Regions from separate parts of the Homo sapiens genome. Here region 1 is linked to region 2. A link is a loop called in an ENCODE intact Hi-C map of the cell type or tissue named here. Cell type or tissue: heart right ventricle. All regions are shown on one strand. Each heading gives the region's core, and the rest is flanking DNA. Links, peaks and the distances in the headings are about the cores only.

Region 1 (8,000 bases), core at 1-8,000, 410 kb before region 2:
GTGTTGGTGAATAATAATAGCCTTTGTTTCACAGCCTAATTTTTGTGGTTCTTATTTAGCATTTCCATGAGGAGCTTGCCCTTCAGATGGTGGTCAGCACCGGAATGGTGAGAGAAACAGTCTTCAAGTATGCCTGGTTCTTCTTTGAGCTTCTGGTGAGATTCTTGCGCGTTTGTATCTGTGCTCAATAGGCCAAGAGAAGCACACAGCAGAAAGGAATTGACATTTTGTTCACTGAGTTGCCCCTGCTGAAAACCTGGGGTGGTTTCTTGAAATCTAATAATCTCTCACCCCTCCCATCCTTCTTCCACTAAATTGTGTTGCTTCTACCATGAAAATCTATCGCCGTCCTGTGAGTTCTCATCACCTTCACCACTCTCCACCTGGCCACACACCATCATCTCTCATGTGCCTCTCGCAGTGACATCCTCTTTTTCCTGCCTGTATCCATTTTTGCTCTTGGCCCACCCATTCTGCACATGGCAGCCAATACTAAACAGAGAATGTCACGCTCCTTTTAAAAACCGATCGATGATTTTCACTGCACTGAGAAGAAAGCACAAATTTTTATCATGACCTAAAAAGCCCTTGTATGATTCTGTTGTTTTCCTCCCTCTCTAACCTCATCTCACGCCACATTCCCCCATCATTCAGCCACATGGTCCTCTTTTGGTGCTTTGAAGATGCCAAGGCCATTTTGGCCTCACAGCCTTTTCCAGATTCTCTTCCTGCTCCCTAACTTTCACCTCCGCACCCCCAACACACACAGTTTCTATTCTTCTCTGTAGATTTCAGCTTCAGTGGAACCATCCCCAAGAGGCCTTTTCTGACCACCTAATACTGTAATATATCTTCCTCTATTATCCTCCTTCTGAGCACCCTATTTATTTCTTTCCTAGTGGTTATCACAATTTCTAATTGTTTTTTCTGTCTCAGCGGTTAGATTTTCAGGATTTGGGTCTCTCTTGTGTATTATCCCATCTCTAGCCTCAGCACACTGCTTGGTACCATGCAAGGCCCAATTAATATCTGTTGGAAAACAGAATGAAATTTGTATATCTGTTTATCCTAAAACTTCTACCATTACTCGAGCAGAAAAGCAAAAGGTATAGCCATAATACCTTAATTTTAAAATAAGGGGAATAATAGTGATAACTATTTTTTTGTTTAATTATTAATGGAAGCAAAAGGATTTTCCCATAGAGGCACTAAAAATAAACATTTTCTCAATGTTGATAAACAGAGATGCATAATGAGATGATGTTGAATGAAAGAGGTCTAAAGACATAGACACCAACTATATAAAAATATATATGCAAACAGTTCAGAGGATTTGGAGTAGGTTGAGATTTAGTGATAATGTTAGCTTTATATTCATTGGGTTCTTTCCCCTGTCCCATTAAGTGAATCTTTTTTTTTTTTTTTTTTTTTTTAAAGAGAGTCTAGGCTGGGTGTGGTGGCTCACACTTGTAATCCTAGCACTTTGGGAGGCTGAGGCAGGCAGGTCACTTGAAGTCAAGAGTTCGAGACCAGCCTGGCCAACGTGACAAAACCCATCCCTACTAAAAATACAAAAATTAGCCGGGTGTGGTGGCGGGTGCCTGTAATCCCATCTACTCAGGAGGCTGAGGCAGGAGAATTGCTTGAACCTGGGAGGCAGAGGCAGCAGTGAGCTGAGATTGCGCCATTGCACTGCAGCCTGGGCAAAAAGAGCAAAACTCCATCTAAAAAAAAAAAAAAAAGAGAGAGGGACTAAAGAGATGGGAGGGGTTCCACCTAAGCTCTAGTTTTTGTATGTAAGTTGAAGCCCAAGAAAAAGGGAGAAATGCTGAACAATAGGACACAGAGAACAAAGGGCAAAGGAAACAAATGAACCATCCACTGGGGAGGAAATAGGAAGCAATGTGGAATAGAGTTCAGAAGAAGTCAGGTTCATGCCACAGAAACACACCCAGGATTCAAATCCCATGAAGTTTTGCAAAGTCCCAACCTCTGTTTTGAGAAGGGTCCCAAAGCATGGTCCCAAATCCTTGCCACAGAACCACCTGGAGGTGCTTAGTAAAAATAAAGCAGAGATTCTTTCTCAAAGCACTAAAATTAGGAGGCTGGAGGCCAGCATTGTGCATTTACCTGTCTTCTCAGGTGACTTCTAAGCCTGTTAATGATCCACTGGTCTACACCACCTCTGTTCTGTGAATCCTATACAGAGCTACAGGTCTTTTGGAATTTGTACTCAGACAACACCAGAATTTTTTTTTCATTCCAAAAGCCGAGCTAATTAAGGTGGTGGCTGCAGCTCACAAGTCTTGGGGCAAGAGCATTAACAATGAGACATGAGCTCCATGCTCTGGCAGGAAAGGGACTGGGCCATAAGACCCATTCCCCTCTTGTTTCTTGAGGCATGAGAAGTATCAAAACCGTCACCCCATGCCCTTTATATCCTGCTTCTATTTACACATCCCACCCACCATCATGTCTCTCCATAAAGAAGATTCACTCAGCCTAGCTCTGCAAAAATGAAAAAATTACCTGGGTGTGGTAACATGTGCTTGTAGTCTCAGTTACTCAGCAGGCTGAGGCAGGAGCGTCACTGGAGCCTAGGAGTTCAAGGCTGCAGTGAGCCTTGATCATGCCATTGCACTCCAGCCTGGGCAACAGATTGAGACCCTGTCTCAAAAAAAAAAAAAAAAAAAAAAAAAAAAAGAAGAAGAAGAAGAAGATTCACTTGAGTCATAATCCAGCTATGGATAATTCATACAAATAATTCATTCCCAATGCGGAATTCAGCATTGCTTATTCTGAGTGGTTCCATGTGGCATCTTAGAGCTCTCTTTCCAAAGGAAGTTTGCATTCTCTGCAGGTGTAATGATGTCTCTGTTCTTCACAGAATCCCAATAATAGTTGGCATACCAATAGTTGGCATACCAATGGGAGAAAGAATAATCACATCAAAACTACTGAGCATCTTACTATATATGTGCCAGGCAGTGTTTTAAGCATTTTAAAGCATCATCTAATGTAATCATTATGCAATCTTGAGGCAGGAGGAACTTTTATTATCCCAAATTTACAGATGGGGTTGGAGGAAGGGTGGTGGCCATAAAGAGAGTCTCCAAGTCAGCCAAATGCTTCAGCAGTACCACTTCACTGCCCCTAACTGCTTTTGGCCTTGCACATTTATTTACTAGGGCTTCGTTGGCCCAGGAGAGAAAGCATAAGCTAAAGCACATGGCCCATCTTACCTCTAGGAAGTCCCTTATGGTAAACAGATGAAGTTTTTTGGGAAGAAAGCCCCTGCTGATCTAAGCATATTGCAGGGGTTTGTCAACATGCAGATCACCCAAGACACCAGTTCTACCAGCAGCCTAAAACCTAAGTCTGTCAGGTTCTGGCAGGACAGAGTTTCCGTTGCCCAAAAGGGTTAACTGAAAAGCATTGATCAAAAGGACTCTGCTCAGCATGTATGGGAGGTTCAGGGGCCAATGAGGATTGGTGAGAGCCCCCAGGGTACAGCAGCTGGCAGAAGCCTTTCTCTATGCTAGCTCTAAAGAATCAAGAGTATAGCAGAGTAACTGGGGCCTAGAAAAATCTGGAGGCAGATGAGACAATCTTAGAAAAGGAGCCTGGGGCCTTAGAAAAATGTTGCCACTACCAGGACCTCACTGCAGCAGGGATGAGGGCAGTGGAAGTGAGTAACTACCTGGGCCTCTCTGTTCTCCCACGTAATGATCCCCTTGTTTGTGCTCCTGTTGGCCAACTCCAACTGGAAGCCAAAGGTTAAGGGGGCCTGAGTGATGTGGTCCCTCGAGACCCCCTTCCCAGCATTCAGAGACAGACAGAGAAGGACAAGAAATCCATCAGGGAGCTGGGGTAGGGGCAAATGGAAACTATCATCCCCCAGCCAGAACTTTGCAAGGAAATTGATCTCAGACTCAGACAAGGTGCCCAATTCTTCATACATTGTTTATGCATTTGCCTGACCAATGCCCAGGAAGTTATTTGAAAACCAAAACAGTTTTGTTTTGTTTTTTTCCAAGAAGCTTGAGAAAGACAACAGCTTCCTTGGCCTTAGCCAACAACCTGGGCAATTTAACACCCTCTAGTTGTGTCAGTGCCCAAGCGCTAATGAACAACCACTTTGGCATTAGAGCTGTTAAACACAATGCTTGGGCGACTTTCACACTTGCTAATGAATAAAATCCCTGTGCTTCTAGAAACTGCTGAGCCAGACCTTGGAGAAATAGAGATAAATGGGTGACCTAGTTTACTCACTCAGGACATGAAGTTCCACATTAAGGGGTTCTTTAGAGGTACCCTTACTTTAAATGGGCCACAAAGGCCCATATAGGGGGAAAGATTTCTGTGCCTCGCCCCACTCAACAGGGCCAGGCCTCCACTAGTGTTTCTACTGGATGTTCTTCTCTGGAGATCTGGAGGACACAGTAGCTGGCAAGCTGCTGACAGTCTGGAAAGAGGCCATTGGTTGGAAGTATGGTATTGTGAGAATTATGTATTTGGTTGTAGGATGGCCAAACTCAGCAGACAGGAGCCAAATACAGCAGTGAGTTCTGAAAGCCTTAGTGCTGGGATGGTTAGCCTGCCCAGAATCAGGATTGGCATTGCCCAAAACAAAGAGGCCTTATCTTCTTAAGTCCTTTGTTAGGAGCATAGTGAGAGAGAGGCTTTTTTCGGACAAAAATGGGTCCAGTTCCCACCCTTCATTCGGGTCTTCTCACCAGGTGCATGCGGCCTTGTGGGATATGAAGCCATCTCTGTGTCCCAAACCAAAGAGGATGCCGCCATGAGGAGAAACCATGGTTTCTCTACTGAGCTTTAGGGTTTGATGTCCTTAGGTCTTCCCTGAGCTGGCCATGGCGTTGTCTGAAAACATGAAACACATAAAGCCTGTGTCTCTGGTTTTTTCTTATTTTGCCTTCCCTTTGTTTTTTCTGTTTGTTTCCATGCTAACAAAAATTGCCAGTGCTGCATGCATCCTTAGAAACTGAATTCTGCTGTTAGTGTATTAACGTTCTCTCATGTAGCTCCTGGGAGTGGAAGTCCCCTCTTCTTCCAGTCTCAACACAGAGGGCAAATGTGGGTGGTTCAACTTCCAGTGCCATTAGTAGTAGTAGTAGTAGTAGTAGTAGTAGTAGTATTGCAGTGGCTGTCTGACTAATCTAGACGCATACATGAAAACGTTTTCAGAGTGTAGGGACCCAACCACAAGACCTTCTAGTCTTCCCCATGTTCCTAATAGTGTAAGCAACTTCCAACAAGGATAAGACTCACCCTCAGATGGTGACAAGGGGGCCCATATTGACCTGTGAATCTCCTGGCCCCAAGAAGATGTCCAAAAAATAAGCATGATCTTGATTTAAAATTGTGGTAGGCATTGAGATAGTATTATTCTAGTCATAATGCAGACAGTCACCAATTGACACAAGGATATCTATATATAGATACGATATGTATATGTATGTATATCCATATAGATATATCTGTATATAAATATCTTTCTGTCAGTTGACGAATTGTTTGCATTATATATGTAACCACAGTATACACCAGTTTGTGTCAATTGGTGACTTGTATTGACACAAAGATATCTATATAGAGATACTAGATATAGATAGATAATCTGTATATAGATATTTTTGTGTCATTTGGTGACTGTCTGCATTATGTAACTAAAAATTAGACTTATGGAACTCAAAATTTCCCCTAGAGGTAATGTTTTCCCTGGAGGCAATGTTCTAAATAGTGGTTCTGTTTCCAGCTGGCCAACATTTCCTGCTCAATATATAATATAGCTAAAATTTATAGGAGCAGAAGATAACTGCTGGAAACTATAGAACTGTTTCTGGAAAAACTGTGCTCCCTCGAGAAACACTGAAACTCAAGATAGGAGGAACATTTCTCCCACGTTCTCCTTACTGTAGTTTCAGGAACAGAAAAGACTTTAGTTCGCATCAAGAACCTTGTGATAAACTGTTCCTTTCTGAGTCATGTGTTCTGTCCTATGATAGAGGACACCTAGCTGGTTACAGGAGCCCAGCTCAGGTCTGCCTTCCAGGATGTAGGCAGTTGAGAACACTGTAGCTAAAGAATTAAGCTCCTGGCTTTGTCAGCAGCAAGAAGGGAGCCTCTGACTTGGGGTCAAAAAGAGGACACCCTTCCCACCTCCCGCCACCATGGTAACCATTGGTGTGTCTGCAGCATTTTAGTCCAGAGCTTGCTCGGGCACCACCAGCACAGATAAAGTGTCAGAAAATCCATTGTTAGAGAGCATTTCTGTGAGTCTTTCCCCCTTTTCTGCATTGTACAAGCAGGTCACCAATCTCCATGTTGACATTTCCTCCATCCCCCTCCGCAGGTGAAAAGCATGGCCCAGCACGTACATAACATGGACAAACGGGACAGTTTTCGGAGGACTCGTTTTTCTGACCGTTTCATGGATGACATAACTACTATTGTTAATGTGGTCACCTCGGAAATTGCAGCCCTTTTAGTAAAACCACAGAAGGTAACTGTATTTTACTCTTTATTTTCTAAATTGTTTACCTGGAACATATATTACTTTCATAATCAGAGAAAAATAAGCATCATTTTAAAACAATAATTAAAATATAACTGTAATGACAGTTAAACGCAGTATGTTATACTGGACTGGACCCTGATGTGGGGCTGGAAAATTGTTATAAACAAATTACACACATGAGGCCAGGGGTTCGAGACCTGCCTGGCCAACATGGTGACATGGTGAGACCCTGTCTCTACTAAAAATATAAAAATTAGCTGAGCATGGTTGTGCATATCTGTAATCCCAGCAACTGGGAGGCAGAAGCAAGAGAACTGCTTGAACCTGGGAGACAGAGGTTGCAGTGAGCCGAGATGGTGCCACAGCACTCCAGCCTGGGTGACAGAGTGAGACTCTGTCTCAAAAAAAAAAAAAAAAAGAAATTGCAATATGGACTGTGGTTTAAATGATCATATCAGGCTGGGTGCAGTGGCTCACACCTGTAATCCCAGCACTTTGGGAGGCAAGGGTGGTCAGATCACTTGAGGTCAGGCATTCGAGACCAGCCTGGCCAACATGTTGAAACCCCGTCTCTACTAAAAATATGGAAAATTAGCCGGGTGTAGTGGCACGTACCTGTAATCCCAGCTTCTCGGGAGGCTGAGGTGGAAGAATCGCTTGAGCCCAGGAGGCGGAGGTTGCAGTGAGCCGAGATGGTACCACAGCACTCCAGCCTGGGTGACAGAGTGAGACTCCATCTAAAAGAAAAATGTAGATATGAAAGATAATATTTTTGCTCTTAGGAAATACACCTTGAAGTGTTATGGGGTAAATGGGCATGATATTTGCAACCCATTCTCAAATGGTTCAGAAAAAAATGTTTTTATGTTCATAGAATGATAAAACAAATGTAGCAAAATGTCAAGTATTGATAAGCTTCGTTAAAGGGTATACAGTAGTTCTTTGTACTATTCTTGCACCTTTTCTGTAAGTTTAAAATTGTTTCAGAATAAAAGCTAAAACATATATAAAATGGAATAAATCAAATGTTTAAAAGGCAGCTACAAAAATCTTAGGAAGCAATGTTTATTATTAATCGCTTTGTCGTTATTGAGAATGTGCATAGTACCAAGTGCTCAGGAGATTTTCATTCGGTTATTCCTCATGGCAAACTTTGTTGGAACAGCATGGTATCTCCACATTGGCAGGTGTGAGAATAAGGCACAGTGAGGTTGATAAATTTTCCAAAAGTCACACACAGCCAGCAGTAAAGCCAAGACTGGAGATTTTAGACCCAGATACTGAGTCACGTAAGGCACCCAGGAGGAGTGGCCATGTGGAGAATGCGGAGAGAGTTCGAGGACCTCTCAGCGGCACGGTAGCAACCTCTTTATCAGGTCCCCATCCATCCCAGTGACTTGACTGGTCAGCATGGCCTGAATTTGCAAATTGCATGTTAACAAAAGCAAAATAGTTTCAAACC
Region 2 (17,286 bases), core at 7,792-15,791:
TGTCAATGCTCTGTCCCTGCCTCTAGTTCTTAGACGAGTCATATGACTCATGCTGACACAAACCCTGTCCTACCAGAAGTTGTTCTACTTCCCAATCATATCTAAGTAACTCCCTCTCATTCTGCAACATTTCCAATCTCCCCACCTTCTTCAAAAATAATCCATGAATCCTCACTGAACAACAGGTCTGGGGTCTATTGCCGTAAAGGCAAAAATATTCTGATTTTAGCACTGAAGTAGCACCACAGAAGAATAAGTGAAAAAAGTATTTTTATCTACTAAAAGTAAAAAAAAAGTCAGGTGCCAGATGCTTGCTTCAAAGCCATTTTTAAAGATTTGATCCTTTCTTTTTCCTTTTTTGGTAAAATATCTTACTGTGAAATTTACTATTTTTTATTTGTATTTATTTATTTTTTTGAGACAGAGTTTCACTCTTGTCACCCAGGCTGGAATGCAATGGCACAATCTCGGCCCACTGCAACCTCTGCCTCCCGGGTTCAAGCAATTCTCCTGCCACAGCCTCCCAAGTGTCTGGGATTACAGGTGCCCACCACCACGCCTGGCTACTTTTTTTTTTGTATTTTTAGTAGAGATGGGGTTTCCCCATGTTGGCCAGGCTGGTCTTGAACTCCTGACCTCAGGTGATCCACCCACCTCAGCCTCCCAGAGTGCTGGGATTACAGGCGTGAGCCACCGCACCTGGCCTTAATGTGAAATTTAAAACTAAAATGACCTAAAGGAGCCCTCTCTGAAGGGTATGAGAGATTGTAAGGGTATGTAAGATTGATAAAATGGCATCTTGCTAGACACGTCTATTTAAAAATTGGTTAAAAGATATTATTTACCCAATGAACCATGAGAGCTCAAAAAAAAAAAAAAAAAAACCAAACACAATAACAGTCCCTCAGGTAAATGCTCCTTCAGACAGTTTTTTAAATGTGTATCATTTACTTGATAAAGCATAGCAGCCTATCAAGAGAGGAGTTATGGTCTGCTGCATAAATAGGCATTTGGACAGCTTTAAAAATGCATACTCTTTACATCCAAATGCCGAGTGAAAACCCCAATGGCAAGTGGTTGTTATAGGCAAAGAGCAACCACTTTTTTTTTTTTTGAGACAGAGTCTGACTCTGTCACCCAGGCTGGAGTGCAGTGGCACAATCTCGGCTCACTGCAACCTCCACCTCCTGGGTCAAGCAATTCTCCTGCCTCAATCTCCCGAGTAGCTGGGATTGCAGGTGTGTGCCACCATGCCTGGCTAATTTTTGTATTTTTACTAGAGATGGGGTTTCACCATGTTGGCCAGACCGCCCACCTTGGCCTCCCAGAGTGTTGGGATTGCAGGCGTGAGCCGCCGCGCACAGTCAGGGGCAACCACTTTTCAAAACTGATGGGCGATCTGGCCACATTGTGTCTTTAAAGCTCTTCTTCTTCAAGATCTGCACAAACATCTACTTATTTACTTATTTAAATGATCACTCTGGGCCTGGGTGGAGGGTGGGCCCCTCCCAGAGCTCAGGCTGGCTCAGGGTTCCCAGCCTTGTCTGCTCATCAGAATCACCTGCTGAGCCTTCCCAGGCCCCACCTCAGAGGGGCTGGAACACTGATTGCTTTAAAGCCCCTGAGGTGATTCTGATGTGTAGTTAGGTTTGAGGACCCCCAGGCTAGATGCAGAATCTGAAGCCCAGAAAGGTAGAGTGACTTGTCCCAGATCACACAGTTTAAGCCTCGGGGAGAAGTCAGGTGTCTGGATCCTGATTTTCCATTCCTACGGCTGCTCCACGTTCTCTCCTTTCCTTTCAGAGTTGCCTTTTTAATTTTAATATGATTTCATTCCTTCTTTCACTGCATCTATATTTAAAGTATGTTAATAGTGTACAGTAGCTATGCAATGAAATTACCAAGCATTTAGAAAATACAAAGGAAAACAACATATTTCCATTCCCCAAACACCAGTTCAATTAGTACTATTTTAATATTCCTTGAGATCCTGTTTTCTACTTCTACATATAAAATTTTCTCCATTTATAAATATGAGTTTATATGTTTGCATATTTAAAATGTTTATTTTAATATTATTTTTTAGAGACAGGATCTTGCTCTGTCACCCACACTGGAATGCAGTGGGGTGATCATGGCTCACTACAGCCTCAACCTCGTTGTCTCAAGGGCTCCTCCCACCTCAGCCCCTTGAGTAGCTGGGACCACAAGTATATGCCATCATGCCCACCTAATTAAGATACAATTTTTAAATTTCATTCATTTATTTTATGTTTTGAGATGGAGTCTCGCTCTGTCATCCAGGCTGGAGTGCAGTGGCGCAATCTTGGCTCACTGCAAACTCTGCCTCCTGGGTTCAACCGATTCTTCTGCCTCAGCCTCCCAAGTAGCTGGGACTACAGGCACGTGCCACCACACCTGGCTAATTTTTGTATTTTTAGTAGAGACAGGGTTTCACCATGTTGGCCAGGCTGGTCTCAAACTCCTGACCTCGTGATCTGCCCGCCTCAGCCTCCCAAAGTGCTGGGATTACAGGCTTGAGCCACCGCACCTGGCCTATTTATTTATTTATTTATTTATTTATTTATTTTGGAGAGATGAGGTCTTGCTGTGTTGCCCAGACTAGTCTTAAACTCCTGGGCTCAAGTGATGCATATTTTAAAATTTTATAATCCAGCTGTTCCACCTTACTATAAAGTCTCTATTGATTTTATATTACTTTTAAAAGTAACATAAGTTCACTGAAAATTTCAAGGAAATATATACAAAATAAAAAATGGGGCCCAGCGTGGTGGCTCACGCCTGTAATCCCAGCACTTTGGGAGGCTGAGGCGGGCAGATGGAGGTCAGGAGTTTGAGACCAGGATGGTCAACATGGCGAAACCCCATCTCCACAACAAATACAAAAATTAGCTGGGTGTGGTGGTGCACACCTCTAATTCCAGCTACTCTGGAGTCTGAGGCAGGAGAATCGCTTGAATCCGGGAGGCAGAAGTTGCAGTGAGCCAAGATCTCACCATTGTACTCCAGCCTGGATGACAAAGAGTGAACACCACCTCAAAAAGAAGATGGAAGGCCCTAAACTCTATCCATCCCAGTTTCTTTTATTTATTTTTATTAACTTATTTTTTTTTTGAGATGGAGTCTCGCTCTGTCGCCCAGGCTGGACTGCAGTGGCGTGATCTCTGCTCACTCCAAGTTCCGCCTCCCGGGTTCACGCCATTCTCCTGCCTCAGCCTCCCGAGTAGCTGGGACTACAGGTGCCCACCACCACGCCCGGATAATTTTTTGTATTTTTAGTAGAGATGGGGTTTCACCATGTTAGCCAGGATGGTCTCGATCTCCTGACCTCGTGATCCGCCCGCCTCGGCCTCCCAAAGTGCTGGGATTACAGGCGTGAGCCACTGCGCCCGGCCCATCGCAGTTTCTAGAGGAAATCTTTTCTATGCATTTTCTGAAATGGGATTATATGACGGGTGCAGTTCTGTAATTTGTTCTTTGTTTCTTTTTTTACGTAAAAGAATGCCTTGGTCATCTTTCCATGTCAGTGTATACTGATCTACCTCATTCATAGTATCCCATTGAATGGATATTCCATAATTCAGTTAACTGATCTCTCATGAGACATTTAAGAGCCTTTTCTATAAAAAACAAATAGGCTGGGCGCAGTGGCTCATGCCTGTAATCCCAGCGCTTTCGGAGGCCAAGGAGGGTGGATCACCTGAGGTCGGGAGTTCAAGACCAGCCTGGCCAACATGGTGAAACCCCGTCTCTACTAAAAATACAAAATTAGCTGGACATGGTGGTGCATGCCCGTAATCCAAGCTACTCGGGAGGCTGAGGCAGGAGAATCGCTTGAACCTAGGAGGCAGAGGTTGCAGTGGGCCAAGATCACGCCATTGCACTCCAGCCTGGGCAACAGAGTGAGACTCCATCTCCAAAAAACAAGCAAACAAACAAACATACGAACAACCAACCAACCAAGTAAACCTCTGGGCTTTCTAGCTCAGGCTACTATCTGGTCCCTGCTGCCCTTCCGAGGGGCACCTCCCCCATGCCAGTGTCCTAGTGCACGTACTGTGCTCTGAAGACAGAGGACTGGGGAGGAATTCTGTCATTGCCTCCCAGACATGTGGTTTACAAAAAAAGAAAAGCCCAAAAGGAGTGACACTGATAATTCACCTCATATCCAAGGCAACTCAAAGAACAGGGAGGCCAAGCCCAGGATGTGCCTGATCGAAATGTGCTTTTAGAAATCTCCAAAGCTGTCATAATTCAAGGACTTCAGGTCTCCTGTGCAGACAAATCTTTGTTTCTCTGGTCCCTTCTCCTGCTGCCAGCTCAGGGATGGGAGACAAAATGTAAATAGAGCTATTCAGCTACAGCAACACAGGTGTTTCGTTTTGTTTTGTTTTGAGACAGAGTCTCACTCTGTTGCCCAGCCTGGAGTGCAGTGGCCTGATCTCAGCTCACCGCAAGCTCCGCCTCCCGGGTTCACGCCATTCTCCTGCCTCAGCCTCCCGAGTAGCTGGGACTACAGGCACCCGCCACCGCGCCCGGCTAATTTTTTATATTTTTAGTAGAGACGGGGTTTCACCGTGTTAGCCAGGATGGTCTCGATCTCCTGACCTCGTGATCCACCCGCCTCGGCCTCCCAAAGTGCTGGGATTACAGGCGTGAGCCACCGCGCCCGGCCTCATTTTGTTTTCAAACATCAAAGAAGCAAATGAAGTGGAAACACATTGCCAAATGAGTAAATTTTACAGAGAGCAATTTAGCAATATATCAAGAGCCTTAAATATGCTCTTGAACTTTGGACCCAGAGATGCTATCTTAGGGAAACTAGCCTCAGAAAACAATTTGTGCAGAAACATTAAGAGCCCAAGCCCTGGAGACAACTGCCAGGGTATGAATCTTGAATTCACTGTTGTCTAGCGTGTGGCTCTGGACAGGTTATCCCCCGCCGCCTGTTTCCTCATCTCTAAAGTGAGAATAATACCTGTACCTCCTCACTGGGCTGCTTTAAAGATTGAGTGAATTGACTGACACCAGCCATTTAGAAAAGAGCCTAGAAGGCTTTGTAAAAGTTAGCTATTATCACTTGTAATAGCAAACGTTGATGGGGAATTGGTAAAATAAATGACGGGATATTATGGGGCCATGAAACATCACCATGGAAAATTATTAGATATCTCTGGCCTGTAAAGATTATGGGCATTTTTAATATTTTACAAATTTTATAAACTTTTCTATCATAAGTATCAATTACTTCTATAATCAGGAATTGTTTTTAATAAAGAAGCATCTTAGGGTATATATGTACAGTCAGCTGTCCATATCTGTGGGTACCCTCATCAGTGGATTCGACCAACAGCAGATGGAAAATATTTGGGGCAAAAAATGGATGGTTGATTCTGTACCTAAAATGTACAGATTTTTTTTTCTGTTACTATTCCTTTCCAATACAGTATAACAACTATTTACATAGCATTTACATTGTTTTAGGTATTATAAGTAATCCAGAGATGATTTAAGGTACATGGAAGAGTCTATGTAAATTATACGCAAACATTACGCCATGGAACTTGAGCATCTGTGGATTTTGGTATCTGAAAGGTGTCCCGGGCCGGGCACAGTGGCTCACGCCTGCAATCCCAGCACTTTGGGAGGCCGAGGCAGGAGGATCACTTGAGGTCAGGAGTTCAAGATGAGCCTGGCCAACATGGTGAAACCCCGTCTCTACTAAAAATTAAAAAAAAAAATTAGCTGGGCGTGGTGGCGCACATCTGTAATCCCAGCTACTGGGGAGGCTGAGGCAGGAGAATCACTTGAACCTGGGAGGTGGAGGTTTCAGGGAGCTGAGATCACGCTGCAGCACTCCAGCCTGGGCGACAGAGTGATACTCCACCTCAAAAAAAAAAAAAAGAAAGGGGTCCTGGAACCCATCCCCCGTGGAGACCGAGGGACGATTGTGCTGCACCCTCCATGGTAATGCTTTTCTTCCACATCAGTGCTCCCTCAATGCAGTTTCCTGCTCTCTGGGTATCTCCAGACGTGTGGCCCTTCTCCCATCACAACTGTCCCACTCTTCACTTCCCTCCTCTCCTCCCCCTTACATGGCCTCCTCTCAGCACGGGATTCTGTGAACTCAAGCTCAACTGTAAAAAGGCATAAAGCATTATGCTTGCCACAAGAATGTACGTTTTACCAGGAAACAAAGGATGAAATTCCTAAGAGTGGCATTTTGGGCAACACCAAGACAATGGAGGAAGCTGTGGAATAAGCAGGAAGGAAAATGGCTTCCTGATGCTCCTGAAATCAAAGCCTGTTAATTCATTCGGTTGAGTTATTCATTCTGGCTCAGCTCAAAACCACTGACAGCTCAAAGTAAGAAAAACCTTATTTCCTAAGAGGTACAAAACTTGCTAAAATAAACATGAATGTTGGGAGGCCAAGGAGGGCGGATCACTTGAGGTCACGAGTTTGAGATCAGCATAACCAACATGGTGAAACCCGCCTCTCTACTAAAATACAAAAATTAGCTGGGCATAATGGCGCGCACCTATAATCCCAGATACTTTGGAAGCTGAGGCAGGAGAATCACTTGAACTCGGGAGGTGGAGGTCGCAGTGAGCTCAGATCTCGCCACTGCATTCTAGCCTGAGTGATGGAGTGAGACTCCATCTCAAAAAAACAACAACAAAAAATGAACATGAATGAAGAAGCCAAGTGAGAGGCAGGGTGGAAGAGGGTTGGAGAAAGAGCTAGTTCACCCAGGAGAGTTTTATTATTTGTAATATCAGATAGGGTTTAAATGAGCCTTTAGGGTGTCAAAAAGGAGTCTCGGGGGAATATGCCAATTCCTTAGTGAGGGCAAGAAAAACAACAATGACCTCTAAGAACTAGACATGCCTGGCTTGCTGCCCGCTACGGGTAGAAGGAGGAAAAGGATGAACGCCCTTTTGAGTTCAGAGGGCACTGTCCTGGGAAAAGGAAATGATTAGAATTTACATCTGAGCCCAGGTTTGTAACAAAGAAATTGCTTCATAATTTAAAAATTATTCATCCCTGCTTATGCTGTGGCCTCATCCCAGGAAGTAGCAAGTCAACTGTATCCAATGAGGGATTAAAGATAATAAATAAAAGAGTAGCAATTAATTGTGCATCCTGATTTAAGAGGCTGGGTTGCCTGAGTCATGCTTGTGTGGCTTATCAAATTTAGCTCTATTACGACTGTCTTGTATTTCAACTGATGTCTGTGCTCACATCTGAAGGCACTTGTACCACAAGGCGCTTTCAAATAGAAAAGAATTTAAACATATAGATTGTTATAGGATTCTATCATTCTTACAGCACGAGCCAAAAGTGTTGGAAATGGCAGTTTAATGAGTCATGCAAAGCGGCTCAGTATTCAAAGTCAGTGATTCAATTACGTTTCCCCCTCCAAAGGCCATTGGCGGCAGAGCGATAAAGTTGTTTTTGAAATGCCTTGGTTCTGACTTGCCTTTTTGTAATTCTTGCCCGTTTTCTTGCACTTTAAAAAGCAAAGGCATCCCAGTGGCCCAAACCCCAGGTCACCTGATAATCAGAATCATTATCAGAGCCAAACAAGAAAAATAAATGCATCGTAACGGTGAGGGGATTGGCAAGAGGGGACTTTAAATGCAGTGCCCACAATGAATCCACCCCTTCCTGTACACTTCTTGCCAGAGCAGAACTGGGAGGTGAGTGTGGGAAAGGGCTCTTGCTGAAATGTGGGGACAAATGTGCTCCTCTCTGGCCCTGTCAGCGTCCTTGGCCCAAGACCTTTGAAGGTGCCCTCGACAGCCCCAACAGGTAAAGATTTCTCTGCTTGAATGCCAAATCGCATTTTAACAGTGCACTAATTCTTTCATTTGCTGCCCTACATGTTTTTATCCTCAGGCCATAATTTTACCTGCCAACTCAGGTAAATAGCCTTTAATAGGACAAAGGCTTTAAAAGGTTATACTGTACTGGATTTTGTGCTGAGACTGTGTACTTTCACTGCTGAGTCCTCAGAAGAGAGATTTTGTCATCTAAACCAAGTGTGAGTCGCCCCAAAAGGCCCCCTTCTTGTAGCGCTTTGGGAAGGGAAGGGTGGCTCTATCGCCCATCAGACGGCTTGGCCACTGCTCCTTCAGAAAATGCTTTCCTCCCCTTGGTGTGAGTGAGCCGGGAGGCTGGAGACTGTCCCCACTGTGTCCACTCGTCATCTTCCTCCATAACATCACTGCACACTGTTATGCATGAATATTAGACCTGATGGGCTGGAGACAGCTAAAGGAAATCACAACTTAGAAGAGAAGAATTTAAAATTGAACAGGAACGTGACTTTTCCCCTATACAAAGGTATAGCTCTCAAAAAAGAAAAGGAACAAAATGTAAAATAACTGCCATGTATTATACCACCTAGAAATCAAAGAAAAACATGAAAACCTGCGCAAAATACAAAGAATTTATCAAGATGCTTACATTCAGTTCCTAGCTCCTCCCTCCAACAGCATTAATATGGGGTAGCATAATTTGTCGATAACACACCATAGTTGGGCAAAGCCAGACCATTCAGAGTCTCCAGAAACCACATGGGCTTTAATTTGAATTTTGTGAAATCTTTGTAATTTGTAGTTTGGCAATTTGTGGCACTCAAGCCCACAGCCACAAATTGGCTTCAGATGAATATCACCTATTGATGGGCTTTATTTCTTCTATATTTTCCAAGACACAGTCACATATTTTTGGACTCTCTAATTCATTAGCTATCTAGCAGGCACAGATATTATATTAGCTTGCTAGGGTTTCGTACAAACTGGGTGGCTTACACAACAGAAACTTGCTGTCTCACAGTTCCAGAGGCTAGAAGTCCAAGATGAAGGTGTCAGCAGGGTTGGTTCCTTGTGAGATGTAAGGAAAGGATCTATTCCGGGCCACTCTCCTGGGTTCTGATGTCTGCTGGCACTCTTTGCTGTTCCTTGGCTTGCAGAAGCATCACCCTCATCTTTGCTTTCATCTTCATGTGTTCTCCCTGTGCGCATGTCTGTGTCCAAACTATTTCCTTATTTTGCTTTGTTGTTGTTGTTTTTGATTTTTGTTTTTGCTTTTTTGAGACGGAGCCTCGCTCTGTCACCAAGGCTGGAAGTGCAGTGGTGTGATCTCGGCTCACTGCAATCTCCACCTCCCAGGTTCAAGAGATTCTTATGCCTCAACCTCCTGAGTAGCTGGGACTACAGGCAACCGCCACCACGCCTGGCTATTTTTTTTGTATTTTTAGTAGAGATGGGGTTTCACCAGGTTGGCCAGGCTGGTCTTGAACTCCTGACCTCAGATGATCTGCCTGCCTCAGCCTCCCAAAGTGCTGGAATTACAGGCGTGAGCCACTGTGCCTGGCCTACATATTGCCACTCAGGGATATTTGTTAAGAGGACATGCTTTTCACGGGGAAAATGGTTAAGTAAATTATTATCCACTTGATGGAATTGTATGTATTGATTTTAAATGATGGCTTTGAGCTCTATGTAATGACATGGAGAAAGTGTATTAATAATGTCAAAGAGAAAAAGGCAGAAGGATAAATGTGTTCTTACAAACTCATATACAATGATTAACAGTTATAATAAAGTCCCACACCTTTGTCCAGGCCTGCATGATTCAGCCCTCTGTCCAGCTCTCTGACCACATCTCCTCCCTCTCTCCTGGTCTCTTGCTGTGCTCCAGCTACTCAGGACCTCTTTTGGTGCCTCATACACACCCAGCTTGTTTGCACCCTGGGATCTCTGCACAGCTCTTCCCTCTGCCTGGAATGCCCTTCTCCCTCTCTTCACATGCTACATCCTTCCTAGCAATTCAAGTCAAGTGTGGCTCAACATCATGCCCTCATGAGGCTTTCCCTGAAAGCCCGATCTAAAGAAGAGAACACAAGCCTCCTTATCACCTTGTTCAATTTTCTTCTCCGGTGAATGTGAAATTATCCTTATTTCAGCTTATTCATTCATTTTCTTGTTTACTTTATGACAACAGGAGCTTTGCCAATTGTTTGCTATTAGATCCCCATATCCCAGAATAACATTTGGTCAGTTACTATCTGTTCCATGAATAAATGAAAATATGTGGCCGGGTGCGGTGGCTTACGCCTGTAATCCCAGCACTTTGGGAGGCCGAGGCAAGTGGATCACTTGAGGTCAGGAGTTGGAGACCAGCCTGCCAACATGGTGAAACCCTGTCTCTACTAAAACACAAAAAATTAGCCGGGCATGGTGGCAGGCACCTGTAATCCCAGCTACTCGGGAGGCTGAGGCAGGAGAATTGCTTGAACCTGGGAGGCAGAGGTTGCAGTGAGCCAAGATCACGCCACTGCACTCCAGCCTGGGCAACAAATCGAGACAAAATCTCAAAACAAACAAAAAAAAAAAAAAGAAGAAAAGAAAAAGAAAATATGCAAAGGAAAAGAAAGGCAATAGCTGCTCCAAATAAGACATGTTTTAGACAAATGCTCATGTGTATGGGCAAAACACTCAAGGACTGTATTTGTGACTAACTGTATAACAGGTAATTTTAGTTTCTGCTCTGTGGAAAGTGAAGAGCATTCCAACAAAGGGTTTTAATGTAGTTTTTTTTTTTTTTTGCACCCATGCTGTTGATTGCTAAATGTAATACTCTGATGATGATGCTGAATAAATGTCTTTTTGAAAAATGTGCTGTGTAAAGTTAGTCTATTCTGAAGCCATCTTGGTAAATTTCCCCAACAGTGTGAAGTTAGAATTCCTTCAGGGTGATGACAGGTTCTATTCGGAATTTATTTACAACGCGCTTGGGTGGAGATGCCATTGTCTTCAGAAATCTTGGTGTAGTGGATCTGATAGTTACTGTTGTGACCTGAAGTTCACCATTAAAAGGGATCAAGCAAAATCATGTGGTTATAAAAATGGTTGTTAGCACATCCTATGCAATGTATCTAAATTGAATAATGCTACCAGATAAAATTATAGATTGGAATGAAGCTTGTATCATCTATTATCATGTGTAATCAATAAGTGATTTAATTTTCTTAAAAAAAGAAAAAGGAAGGCAATACCTCAAATCGCTAGCATTTTCTACAAAGATACCTGAGTTAAGATTGTTTTTTTCTCTTTCTTAATATTTTTATATGCTTTCTATAATATTATTTCCCTCCCTCCCTTCCTTTTTCTTTTTTTTTTTTTTTTGACAGCATCTCACTCTGTTGCCTAGGCTGGAGTGCAGTGGGGTGATCTTGGCTCGCTGCAACATCCGCCTCCTGGGCTCAATCTGTTCTCCTACCTCAGCCTCCCAAGTAGCTGGGATTACAAGTGTAAGCCACCATGACAAGCTTGGGAGTATTTTAATTTTTAATCTACTTTCTAGAAAACAATATAACGAAAATTGGGTTTAGATGGTTCACCTCAACGTGAATCAGTCTTTCTTTAAATATGGTACTATGGTCTGAATGTCCTGCAAAATTCATGTGTTCAAACTTAATCACCAATATGATGTATTAAGAGGTGGCCTTAGGCCGGGCACGGTGGCTCACACTTGTAATCCCAGCACTTTGGGAGGCCAAGGCCGGCGGATTATCTGAGGACAGGAGTTCGAGACCAGCCTGGCTAACATGGTGAAACCCCATTTCTACTAAACATACAAAAAAATTAGCCAGGCATGGTGGCACATGCCTGTAATCCCAGCTACTCGGGAGGCTGAGGCTGGAGAATCACTTGAACCTGGGAGGCAGAGGTTGCAGTGAGCCGAGATTGCCCCATTGCACTCTGGCTTGAGGAACAAGAGTGAAACTCCATCACAAAAAAAAAAAAAAAAAGAGGTGAAGAGGTGGCCTTAGCACCTCGGGCATAGTGGCTCATGGCTGTAAATTACCCAGTCTGTGATATTTCGTTACAGCAGCACACATGGACTAAGACAATGGGCTCATACTTGCAAAGCAGTCAACCTTCTTTCTGGAGAGGTGCTTAGTTATTATATCAATTGTAAATAGTTTGCTTTGATCTAAAGGCAAATCTAATTGCATTAAATAAAGATCATATAAAACTGCTAACAACAGTGTTGGTGAAATGGGCAGCTTAAGGAAGGGAAGAAGAAAAAAAGAAATTCACCAAATCCAAAACAAAAAAAAACCCAAAAACCAAAACAAAAAAACGACAAATGGAACTCCAAATGAATGGGGTATTTATGCCACCTACTGGATTCTTGTTGCACTGCTTAGTTGTGCCCTAATTTCCAGGGTTCTTTCTTGTCCTCTGACAATCCACAAATCTACCAGTCTTTTTAATACCCAACTGGACTTCCTTCCTTCCTTAAAGTTCCAGAACTGTTAATTGATGTGTACTGGGCACATCTGCAAATCAACTCATTCTGCAAGTCCTTGCTCAAGGCTCCTCCTCTGCAAAACCCTACCTGACCCACTGAGGTGCAGGATCAACCCCTCCTTCGGCCAAGTCTTTCTCCTCAGTTGCCAGCTCACCTAACCTTGTGTCGTGAGGGCTGGTGTGTCTGTCTCCCGCTTAGCGTGTAAGTACCTAAGGGCACATTGCTTCTTCCTACCTGCTTTGTACCTGGAGTGTCATAAGGATGGTGTTAATTCAGTCAGACCTTGTTCAAGTGCTACAATTAATTCTATCCTCACAATCCTATGAGTAGAGATTATCATGCCTGTTTCACAGATAAGGAAACCAAGGCACAGAAGGGTTAAGGAACTTCACCAAAGTCACCAAGGTAGAAATGGCAGGGCAGTCTTCAGGCCAGGCAGTCCAGCTCCCTGTGTCCTTCGTTGCTATGCTCCCAGCCACTTGATGAAAACTGAGGTATCCTCTGTGTTTCATTTATGAAACTGGCCCTGTGTTCACCTGTCACAGACGGCCACCATCCTAGGCTGTAGCGCTGCCCTCCAGGTCCCCTGTGCCCTCTTCTCCACTCTGCTCTGTGTCCCAAAATCTGGCCTCTATGGACTGCATCAACAGGCCCCTTGTCCTCTAGCTTTAGTTTGCGTGTGGTCATAAAAGGTACCCTTAAAAGTAGGAGGGTAGGACAAGGGCAAGGAAGGAGTCTTTCTTTCCCTGGTTTTCTCCCTGCTGGGTGACCAGAGGTTGGCTGCAGGTCTCTGCTGAAGCCAAGGCCTCTGCCAGATGGCATTCTCCAAAGCTTCAGCCCCTTTCTTGGGTTCCTAGGACTATTCCTTGTCCCTTCAGGTGTCGGATGGTGGTGGCTCCCTTTGTTGCCATCCCCAGGGAGGCCTGTTGCTATCCCATGTTGGTTTCCCTTAACCTTCCTCAAACTTCTGTAAATTATCTCTTTATTAAATTCTCCTCCATTCCCCACCTAAGGGTACCACCCTCCTCCTGTCAGTAGCCTAACTCACATAGCCTCCAAATACTTTACCCACCTGCTGAAATTCCTCCCCCCTGCTCAAATCCCACCACTCAGTTTTTGGGAGTTACAGATATCCTTTGCTGAAAGGCAAATGCTAGGAATCCCAAGCCAATAATAACTATTTATCAGATTGCTTTCCAACCCTGATTCAGGAGGAATAAGTTTTATACTGGGTAATAGGAACAAGGGAGCAGGCCAGGAGTGGAAGAGAAGGGGAATGAGAGGTGAGATGGCCCCAAGGACAAAATTCGCATAGATACTAAGAACACTTCCAGAGGATGCTATCCTCTGCAGTGGCTGCAGCCTGGGAGCTGTGTGGGGAACAGAGATGAGTACGATTCACAGCTCTGCTACTTAAAAGTTGACAGCTGTTAACTTCTCAGAGCCTCTCTTAATTTATAAAAGGTGAACAACAGTAGTATATGCTTCATAGGGTTGTTCTGAGGATTAAACAAATAATGCAGGCAAAATGCTTACTGCAGTGACCATCCAAGCCAACATGGTGAAACCCTGTCTCTACTAAAAATACAAAAAAATTAGCTGGGCGTGGGCGTGGTGGCTTGTGCCTGTCGTCCCAGCTACTAGGGAGTCTGAGACAGAAGAATCGCTTGAACCGGGGAGCAGAGGTTGCAGTGAGCTGAGATTGTGCCACTGCACTCCAGCCTGGTGACAGAGAGATTCCGTCTCAAAAACAAACAAACAAACAAAATAACCATCACAATGACCATTTAGTTCCCATTTAGTACAATCCTTTACAGGTTATAAGATAATGCTGCTCTGCAACGTGTGTGTGTGTGTGTGTGTGTGTGTGTGTGTGGTGTGTGTGTGTGGTGTGTGTGGTGTGTGTGGTGTGTGTGTGTGGTGTGTGTGGTGTGTGTGTGTGGTGTGTGTGTGTGGTGTGTGTGGTGTGTGTGTGTGGTGTGTGGTGTGTGTGTGTCTGGTGTGTGTGGTGTGTGTGGTGTGTGTGTGTGGTGTGTGTGTGTGGTGTGTGTGGTGTGTGTGTGTGGTGTGTGCGGTGTGTGGTGTGTGTGTGTGTGGTGTGTGCGGTGTGTGGTGTATGTGTGGTGTGTGTGTGTGTGTGTGGTGTGTGGTGTGTGTGGTGTGTGTGTGGTGTGTGGTGTGTGTGTGTGGTGTGTGTGTGGTGTGTGTGTGGTGTGTGTGTGGTGTGTGTGTGGTATGTGTGTGGTGTGTGGTGTGTGTGTGTGTGTGTTTTCTTTGTTTCTCCTTTAGGCCATGAATTCTCAGAAGCTAAAACTGGTTCTTGGGGGGCCAAGAAATCCTAGATATTACAATGGTGTGTAGCCCTCCAAAGTCAAATTCCACCTGACAAATTCTTCTTCTTTAATATTTCTCTCACTAGGGAGAAATTAAATTATATATATGTTATAATTTCCTATTATGGAACTTAATTTGTTTAACTTTAATTAGTCTAAATTTATTAAATTACCATAAATTTTCTCCTTAGAAAGTGTGTTATAGACCGAATGTTTGTATTCCCTCAAAATCCATATATTGAAATCCTAATCCTGGCCGGGGATGGTGGCTCACGCCTGTAATCCCAGCACTTTGGGAGGCCGAGGCAGGCGGATCACGAGGTCAGGAGTTCGAGACCAGCCTGACCAACATGATGAAACCCCGTCTCTACTAAAAATACAAAAGGTAGCCAGGCGTGGTGGTGCAAGCCTGTAATCCCAGCTACTCTGGAGGCTGAGGCAGGAGAATCGCTTAAACCTGGGAGGCGGAGGTTGCAGTGAGTCGAGTTCGCGCCACTGCACTCCAGCCTGGGCGACAGAGCAAGACTCCGTCTCAAAAAAAAAAAAAAAAAAAAAAAGAGACCCCAGAGAGCTCTCATTGTCTTCCTACCAGGTGAGGATAAAGAAGTCACCGGTCTGCAACCCAGAAGAGGTCTCTCACCTGAATCTCACTGTGCTAGACCCTCATATTGGATTTACAGTCTCCAAAATTGTAAGAAAATAAATGTCTATTGTTTAAACTATTCAATCTATGGCATTTTGTTACAGCAGCCTGAGCTAAGACAGAGTAAAAATTAATAATATCAAAAAACGTGAGAAACACTGCTTTAGGCCCTTTTGCAGAACATATTAGAACTATCTCTAGCAATAAAAGGAAAGGTGTCTCACGCCTGTAATCCCAGAACTTTGGGAGGCTGAGGCAGGAGGATTCCTTGAGCCTAGGAGTTTGAGATCAGCCTAGGCATGTAGTGAGACCACGCCTCTACAAAAAAATTTTTTTAATTAGCTGGGTATGGTGGTGTGCACTTGTAGCTGCAGCTATTCAGGAGGCTTAGATGGGAGGATCACTTGAGCCTAGGAAGTCGAGGCTGCAGTGAGCCACAGTTGCAGCACTGCACTCCAGCCTGGTCAACAGAGCAAGACCCTGTCTCTCAAAAATAAATAAATACACGCATAAAAATAAAGGGAAAGGTACGGCGCAGTGTTTTCATTGACTAGGTAGGTTTTTCAACTCTGTTTGCTGTTTCACCTTTAATTTTATGAATGATGAGAGGAGTTAGTGTTCGATTTAGCCAATCTTTAAAAAAATTGTGGCCATTAAATTGTAGTAACTCAATATTAAAAGTAATTTCCATAGAAATTTGTTTTGTTGTCAATAGCTGTAGCACTAACACTGCATTACTCAATTTCTGACAGCAAAACCAGCACACTCCACCCACAAGAACCTTATTACAGCTCTGATGAAACCAGTTATATTTATGATGATGACCTGCAGTTAAATCTACCGCTAGGACCTCTTCCTCCTGAGCCTCTGTCCTATTCAAAATGCCATTTATTTATTTCGAGAGACTGCTAGTCATTTCTGTTGGGCATCCAATAAGCTGCCAGGCTGCTGTCTAAAAGAAAACCACTTGTTTCTGGGGGCCTTTCAAAGTTTCCCTTTAAACACAAGCTACTTAAACAACCAGAGCACAACCTCCAGCTCCATGACTCTTTTTTTTTTTTTTCTTTCTTAGACAGAGTCTTGCACTGTTGCTGAGGCTGGAGTGCAGTGGAGTGATCTCAGCTCACTGCAACCTCCACTTCCCAGGTTCAAGCAATTCTCCGGCCTCAGTCTCCTAAGCAGAAGTAGCTGGGACTACAGGTGCACACCACCACACCCGGCTAGTTTTTGTATTTTATTAGAGACTGGATTTCACCATGTTGGCCAGGCTGGTTTCCAACTCCTGGCCTCAAGTGATCTGCCCGACTGAGCCTCTCAAAGTGCTGGAATCACAGGCATGAGGCACTGCGCCCAGCCTTATGACTCTTTAAAATATATGACCTGGGCAGGTAGCCAGGCACCTCAGAGCCTTGCTAACTTCATCCTGAAAGTGGAGATGATGATGCCCGGCTGCCCAGCTCAAGGAAAACAATCAGTGAGCCGCCACATGCCACCGCATGGCAGGTAATATTATAATGAATCAAAAGCTTCAGTATTTTCTGCATAAGTTTATGACTAATGAGAAACTGCACACAGGCTGTTCCTTCCACTGTTTGTTCTTCTGCATGCTATTGGCCTGACTAACCCGGCCCATCCTTCTGATCTCTGCATAGAGCTGCTTCCTCTGAGAAGCCTTTCTTGATGCTCCTTGATTTCCCTTCCCTACCAACCCCAGGTTATAGTCTTTCACCACGCTCTTTAATGGACTTGCATTCCTAACACGCTTCATAATCTGTACGTATACATCTCTTTCTGTGATTATCTGTAAAATGGAATGGAAGTACCACAGAGCCAGGCCCTCATTCCATGTTCCCAGCTATAGCCCTGTGTCCAGCACACGGCTTGGCACTCAGTGGGTGTTCAACAAATATTTTTACTAAGAGTTAGTAAACATGTCTGCCCCTTCTAAATCTCACCACC

Evidence for each region. A loop is a pair of places that touch in the nucleus more often than their neighbours do. Peaks named below come from ENCODE experiments on the same cell type or tissue, not always from the same donor. Only the 100,000 strongest peaks of a DNase experiment are listed, where the experiment ranks them.
Region 1: a loop joins it to region 2, with 3.0 times the contacts of the local background. A loop is called at or near these places in 59 of 110 quality-filtered maps.

Annotation. Positions count from the first base shown.
Region 1 is chr9:390,412-398,411 of GRCh38, forward strand. DOCK8 (dedicator of cytokinesis 8) reads left to right here. Exons shown (of 48, transcript NM_203447.4): 24 at 60-155; 25 at 6,374-6,523. Among named protein-coding and RNA genes, the nearest start is that of DOCK8-AS2, 76 kb to the right of the region's middle. In heart right ventricle, for the core only: no CTCF peak of the experiment used is centred there; a DNase peak (open chromatin) is centred at 4,457.
Region 2 is chr9:794,530-811,815 of GRCh38, forward strand. It overlaps LOC105375949 (a long non-coding RNA gene), which reads right to left. Exons shown (of 2, transcript XR_929411.1): 2 at 10,707-10,890. Among named protein-coding and RNA genes, the nearest start is that of DMRT1, 39 kb to the right of the region's middle. In heart right ventricle, for the core only: a CTCF peak has its summit at 12,226 (motif pointing left); no DNase peak of the experiment used is centred there; H3K27me3 peaks cover 366 bases.